2 separate regions of the Homo sapiens genome follow, and region 1 is linked to region 2. A link is an interaction called in ENCODE POLR2A ChIA-PET data of the cell type or tissue named here. Cell type or tissue: B cell. All regions are shown on one strand. Links, peaks and the distances in the headings refer to the core of each region. The heading gives the core; the rest is flanking DNA. Region 1 has its middle 12 kb from the start of SLFN13. Region 2 has its middle 54 kb from the start of SLFN11.

What was found. ChIA-PET counts read pairs that join two places held together with the same protein. Peaks named below come from ENCODE experiments on the same cell type or tissue, not always from the same donor. Only the 100,000 strongest peaks of a DNase experiment are listed, where the experiment ranks them.
Region 1: POLR2A ChIA-PET joins it to region 2 with 10 read pairs; 6 of 35 experiments call an interaction of 5 or more read pairs at or near these places.

What each region holds. Positions count from the first base shown.
Region 1 is chr17:35,459,309-35,462,230 of GRCh38, reverse strand. It overlaps the pseudogene LOC100420061. Among named protein-coding and RNA genes, the nearest start is that of SLFN13, 12 kb to the right of the region's middle. RefSeq lists a silencer at 1,472-1,701. In B cell, for the core only: no CTCF peak of the experiment used is centred there; a DNase peak (open chromatin) is centred at 1,630; H3K4me3 peaks cover 1,227 bases; H3K27ac peaks cover 701 bases.
Region 2 is chr17:35,317,681-35,320,602 of GRCh38, reverse strand. No RefSeq gene overlaps it. Among named protein-coding and RNA genes, the nearest start is that of SLFN11, 54 kb to the left of the region's middle. In B cell, for the core only: no CTCF peak of the experiment used is centred there; no DNase peak of the experiment used is centred there.

The sequences.
Region 1 (2,922 bases), core at 333-2,832, 140 kb before region 2:
CAAACATATCAATAATTATATAATATATAAAGGGTCTAAATATACCAATTAAAGAACCATTTGGCAGAGTGGATTAAAAATTATGACCCAGTGTATGGTGTCTATAAGGAACTCACTTCAAATGTATGAAAGTTGAAAATAAAATGATGGAAAAAGGCATATCATGTAGGGCCAGGTATGGTGGCTCACACCTGTAATTCCAGCACTCTGGGAGGCCAAGGTGGTGGATCAGTTGAGGCCAAGAGTTCAAGACCAGACTGGCCAACATGGTGAAACCCCCCCATCTCTACTAAAAATACAAAAATTAGGTGGACTTGGTGGTGGGTGCCTGTAATCTCAGCTACTTGGGAGGCTGAGGTGGGAGGATCACTTGAACCTGGGATGCTGAGACTGCAGTGAGCCAAGATTGTGCCACTGCACTCCAGCCTGGGTGACAGAGCAAGGCTTCGTCTAAAAAAAAAAAAAAAAAAAAAAAAAGACATATTATGCAAACAAAAGAGAGCAGGTGCGGCTATACAAATATCAGATAAAGTAAAGAAAATTACCAGAGACGCATAGGGATATTATATTAATGATGAAAAGATCAGTTAACCAGGAAGATATGGCCATCTACATGTATGTATATCAAACAACAGAGCTGCAAAATATGTGACACAAAAAGTGATAGCACTGAAAGGAGAAGTAGACTTCACAATTGTAGTTAGGGACGTCATCACCCTTGTACCTCGTAGTACAAGTAGACCAAAAAATCTATAAGGCAGATTTGAGAGCAGCCTGCACAACACAGCAAGACCCCATTCTTAAAAAAAATTTCTGGGGGGGCATGTTGGTGCATGCCTGTAGTTCTAGCTACTTGAGAGGCTGAAGTGGGAGGCTTGCTTGAGTCCAGGAAATGAGGTTGCAGTGAACTATGATCATGCCACTGCACTCCAGCCTCAGTGACAGAGCGAGACCCCGTCTTAAAGAAAATCTGCAAGGGTATAGAAGAACTTAACACCACCAGTCAACATGTTACTCAACAACAGCAAAACATATATTCTTCTCAAATGCCTATGGAACATATACCAAGATAGACCAGAACCTGAGCCATAAAACAAACCTAAACAAATGTTAAAGAATTGAAATTATACTCAGAGTGTGTTCTATGACCAAAATGGAACCAAACTACAAATCAATGGCAGAAAGGTAACAGGAAAATTTCCAAACACTTAGAAAGTTAAAACGTACTTCTAAGTAATCCATAGGACAAAGAGGTTGTCTCAGGGTAAATTTTAAAAATGCAGTCGAGTGAAAATGAAAACATATCAAAATTCGTGAGACATAGATAATGAGAGTGAGGAGATTCAGTGATGAGTAAAATTTAAGTGCACATATTAGTGTGGTAGGCTAAATTATGGCCTTCTCCGAGTAGCGCGCCAGGCCGCCACTTCCCGCGGGCGGTGCTGCCAAGGCAGGCCACCTGCGCGGGGCAGTCAGAGTCCCCCTACTTGAGCGGGTTGTGGCGGAGAGCGGGGCAGGGATTGGCTGGAGTGTGGCAGCCCAGCGGGGCGGGGGCGGGGGCGGGGCCGGCCTCTGGCTCCCTCTTCCTCCGCAGGTGGCTGGAGGCCGCAGAGCAATACAGTTCGCTCACCTCTCGCCGGCCGCGTCTCCTTCCGGCTCTCCTCGCGTCACCGGAGCTGCGGCGTTCGCCAAGAACTACCTGGAGGCATCCTCCCTGCCCAGCGGCGATTGCGGCCGCCCCAGGGCGCGGCCCAGAGGAAACTGGGTGACGGTGGTGCTCGGTGTGCAGTGGGGCGACGAAGGCAAAGGGGAGGTGGCGGATCTACTGGCGCAGGACCCCATGTGCCGCTGCCAGGGAGGAAATAATGCTGGCCATACAGTTGTTGTGCATTCTGTGGAGTATGATTTTCATCTCTTACCCAGTGGAATAATTATTCCAAATGTTACTGCATTCAATGGAAATGGTGTGGTAATTCATCTACCTGGATTGTTTGAAGAAGCAGAGAAAAATGTTCAAAAAGGAAAAGGACTAGAAGGCTGGGAAAAAGGCTTATTTTATCTGACAGAGCTCATATTGTATTTGATTTTCATCAAGCCGCTGATGGTGTCCAGGAACAACAGAGACAAGAACAAGCAGGAAAAAATTTGGGTACAACAAAAAAGGGCATTGGCCCAGTTTATTCTTCCAAAGCTGCTCGGAGTGGACTTAGGATGTGCGATCTTGTTTCTGACCTTGTTGGCTTCTCTGAGATGTTTAAAGTTCCAGCTAAACAATACAAATCTATACATCCCACTTTGGAAATAGACATTGAAGGTGAATTACAAAATCTCAAGGAAATTGGAGAATTATTACAAACAAAGGGTAGAGAGTTTGGTGTAACTATTGGAAGGAAAAGAAGATGTGGCTGGTTGGACCTCGTTTTGCTCAAATATGCTCATATTATCAATGGATTTACTGCGCTGGAAGTTACCAAGTTGAATATTTTGGACATGTTTATGGAAATCAAAGTTGGAGTTGCTTACAAGTTAGATGGTCAAATCATACCTCATATTCCAGCAAATCAAGAAGTCTTAAAGTTGAAGTTCAATATAAGACTCCATGAGAATGGAACACAGACATATCAAATGCAAGGGCATTTAAAGAACTACCTGTTAATGCACAAAACTATGTTCGATTTATTGAAGATGAGCTTCAAATTCCAGTTAAATGGATTGGTGTTGGTAAATCCAGAGTCTATGATTCAACTCTTCGAATGATTGACAGTAAAGCAAGAAACACTCCTTGAGAGGGAGGGGAAAAGACTTTCTTAAATACTTCAATTAAGACCTACAAATTCAAGAATAAATAAATTGAAGTGAGTTTTAGGCCCTACGGTTGTTTCCAGTCTTTTCAGATGGATACCTATTGTGGAGATTAACTTT
Region 2 (2,922 bases), core at 121-2,620:
CTGGGTGACAGAGCGAGACTCCATCTCAAAAATAAATGAATAAATAAATAAATAAATAAATAAACCAACTGTTCCTTTTGTTATCTTTTTTATTTCTTTTTTTTTAAAGTCTCAATTTTATTTATTTCTTCTCTGATGTTTATTATTTATTGGTTTTTGCCTCCAATTCCTGACTCACAGACAGCATCTCTGGACCTGCCTGGGGAAACTTGCTGCCCTGAAGGAAAGGATACAAACCTGGCTGCCATTGCCACCCGCTGATTGTATAGTCTTAGAGCCTTGAGTGATCATAGATGGTAGCCAGATTGTAGTTATTGTGGGCATTGGGCAAGACCCAGTGCTATGCTGGCTGCAGGTATGATCCAGCACAGTCTCAGTGGTGGTGGCCTCAGGGGTGCTTGTATCACCACACCCCCAGTTCCAGGTGGCTCACCACAGACAGAAAGACTCCATTTATTTAAGAGAAAGTAAGGGAAAAGGACAAGAGTCTCTGCTTGGTAATCTACAGACTTTTTCCAGACCTTATCCAAGACCACCAAGGTGGTACCTCTACAAGTCTACAAAAGCCACAGCATTGTTGGGCTTGGGGCCCAAGTCCCTTTGAATACCTGGAAATGCTTAACAAGAATGGGAACAAATAAGCCCAAACTATGAAGACTACAATAAATACCTCTCTTCAATTCCCAGACACTGATGAACATCCACAAGCATCAAGATCATCCAGGAAAACATGACCACACCAAACAACTAAATAAGTCACCAGGGACCAATCCTGGAGAAACAGATATATGTGGTTAATATAGTTTGGACATATGTCCCTACCCAAATCTCATGAAATGTAATCCCCAATGTTGGAGGTAGGGCCTGGTTGCTGGTGATTGGATCATGGGAGCAGATTTCTCATGAATGACAGCACCATCCCTGTTGGTACTGTCCTTGTGATAGTGAGTTTTTGTGTGGAAGCAGGTTTGGAACTGGGTAACAGGCAGGTATTGGAAGAGCTTTGAGGGTTCAGAAGAAGACAAGAAGATGAGGGAAAATTTGGAGGCTCTTAGATATTGGTTAAATGGTTTTGACTGAAATGCAGATAGTGATATGGACAATGAACTCCAGGCTGAGGAGTTCTCAAATGGAAATAAGGAACTTATTGGGAAATGGATTCCCTGAACTTCAAGAGAGACATGCTGGGCTTATTAGGCTTATTTGTAATGTTAGAATTATACAGGAAGTGGCTGGGCACAGTGGCTCACACCAGTAATCCGAGCACTTTGGGAGGCCAAGGCGGGCAGATCACCTGAGGTTGGGAGTTCGAGACCAGCCTGACAAATATGGAGAAACCCCATCTCTAGTAAAAATACAAGATTAGCCAGTGTGGTGGCACATGCCTGTAATCCCAGCTACTCAGGAGGCTGAGACAGGAGGATTGTTTGAACTCAGGAGGCAGAGGTTGCAGTGAGCTGAGAACGTGCCATTGCACTCCAGCCTGGGCAACAAGAGTGAAACTCTGTCTCAAAAAAAAAAAAAAAAAAAAAAGAATTATACCGGAAGCATTGTCAAATCTGAGGTGGTGTTAAGCTTCCTTTGGGTTATATTTATATAAATGTGTCGTTAATATGTGTTCCAGGATTATATGAAATTCCTAAAATTCTAATGTGTCTTAATATATGTTGTCAGTAATGTATGATTATTATGTTAAAATAATAAATAACCTAATTTCCTGGTCAACTGTGTCTTTATGTCTGTCTTAAGACTTTTGTCATCCACAATTGATGTTTGGCTTTGATCCTTCTCAAAAAAAAAAGTGAGTTATAATCAGCTACAGTTCAAGAATTACTTCTTTGGAGGGGTTCATGAAAAGAACTCTTAAATGCAAGTTTCTGATAACTTTGGAGATCGTGCCATTGGATTAGAGAGAAAACTTCCAGGGCACCAATTCAAAGGCTGACGTGCTTGTAAAGACTGCCAACCCAATATGAGGTAGAGTAGGAGTAGGAACAGGAGTTAGCAGGACTGAAACTTCCCTATCCTATTACCAGTGCTTATACAAGGATTTTATGGAAGGCTTGGATGAAGTTGAAAGCATTCCTCCTGAGAACTGGAACAAAACAATGATGCCTATTGTCTCCATTTCTATTCAACATAGTACTCAAAATCTATGACAAGAGGACAAATAAGGGGAAACAGAAAAACAAGAGAAAGAAATAAAGGGCATCCAAATCTGTAAAGAGGAAATCAAACTGTCACTGTTTACTGATGATATGATTGTATACCTAGAAAACCCTAAAGACTCATTTAGAAGCTCCTAGATCTTATAAATGAATTCAGTAAAGTTTCAGGATACAAAGTCAATGTATGTAAATCTGTAGCACTGCTGCACACCAAGCTGAGAATCAAATCAAGAACTCAACCCCCTTTAAAACAGTTGCAAAAAAAAAAAAAAAGTTAAGTACTTAGGAATATACCTAACCAAAGAGGTGAAAGATCTCTACAAGGAAAACTATAAAACACTGCTGAAAGTAATCATCGATGATGCAAACAAACGGAAACACATTCCATGCTCATGGATGGGTATCATTCAATATTATGAAAATGATTATGTTGCCTAAAGCAATCTACAGATTCAATGCAATTCTCATCAAAATACCATCATTGTCCTTCACAGAACTAGAAAAAACAATCCTAAAATTCATATGAAATCAAAAAAGAGCACGCATAGCCAAAGCAAGACTAAGCAAGAAGAACAAATCTGGAGGCAACACATTACCCGACTTCAAACTATACTGGTATAAAAATAGGAACATAGACCAATGGAACAGAATAGAGAACCCAGATACTTACAGCCAACCCAGCTTTGACAAAGCAAACAAAACACGAAGTAGGGAAAGGACACCCTATTCAAGAGATGGTGCCGCGATAATTGGC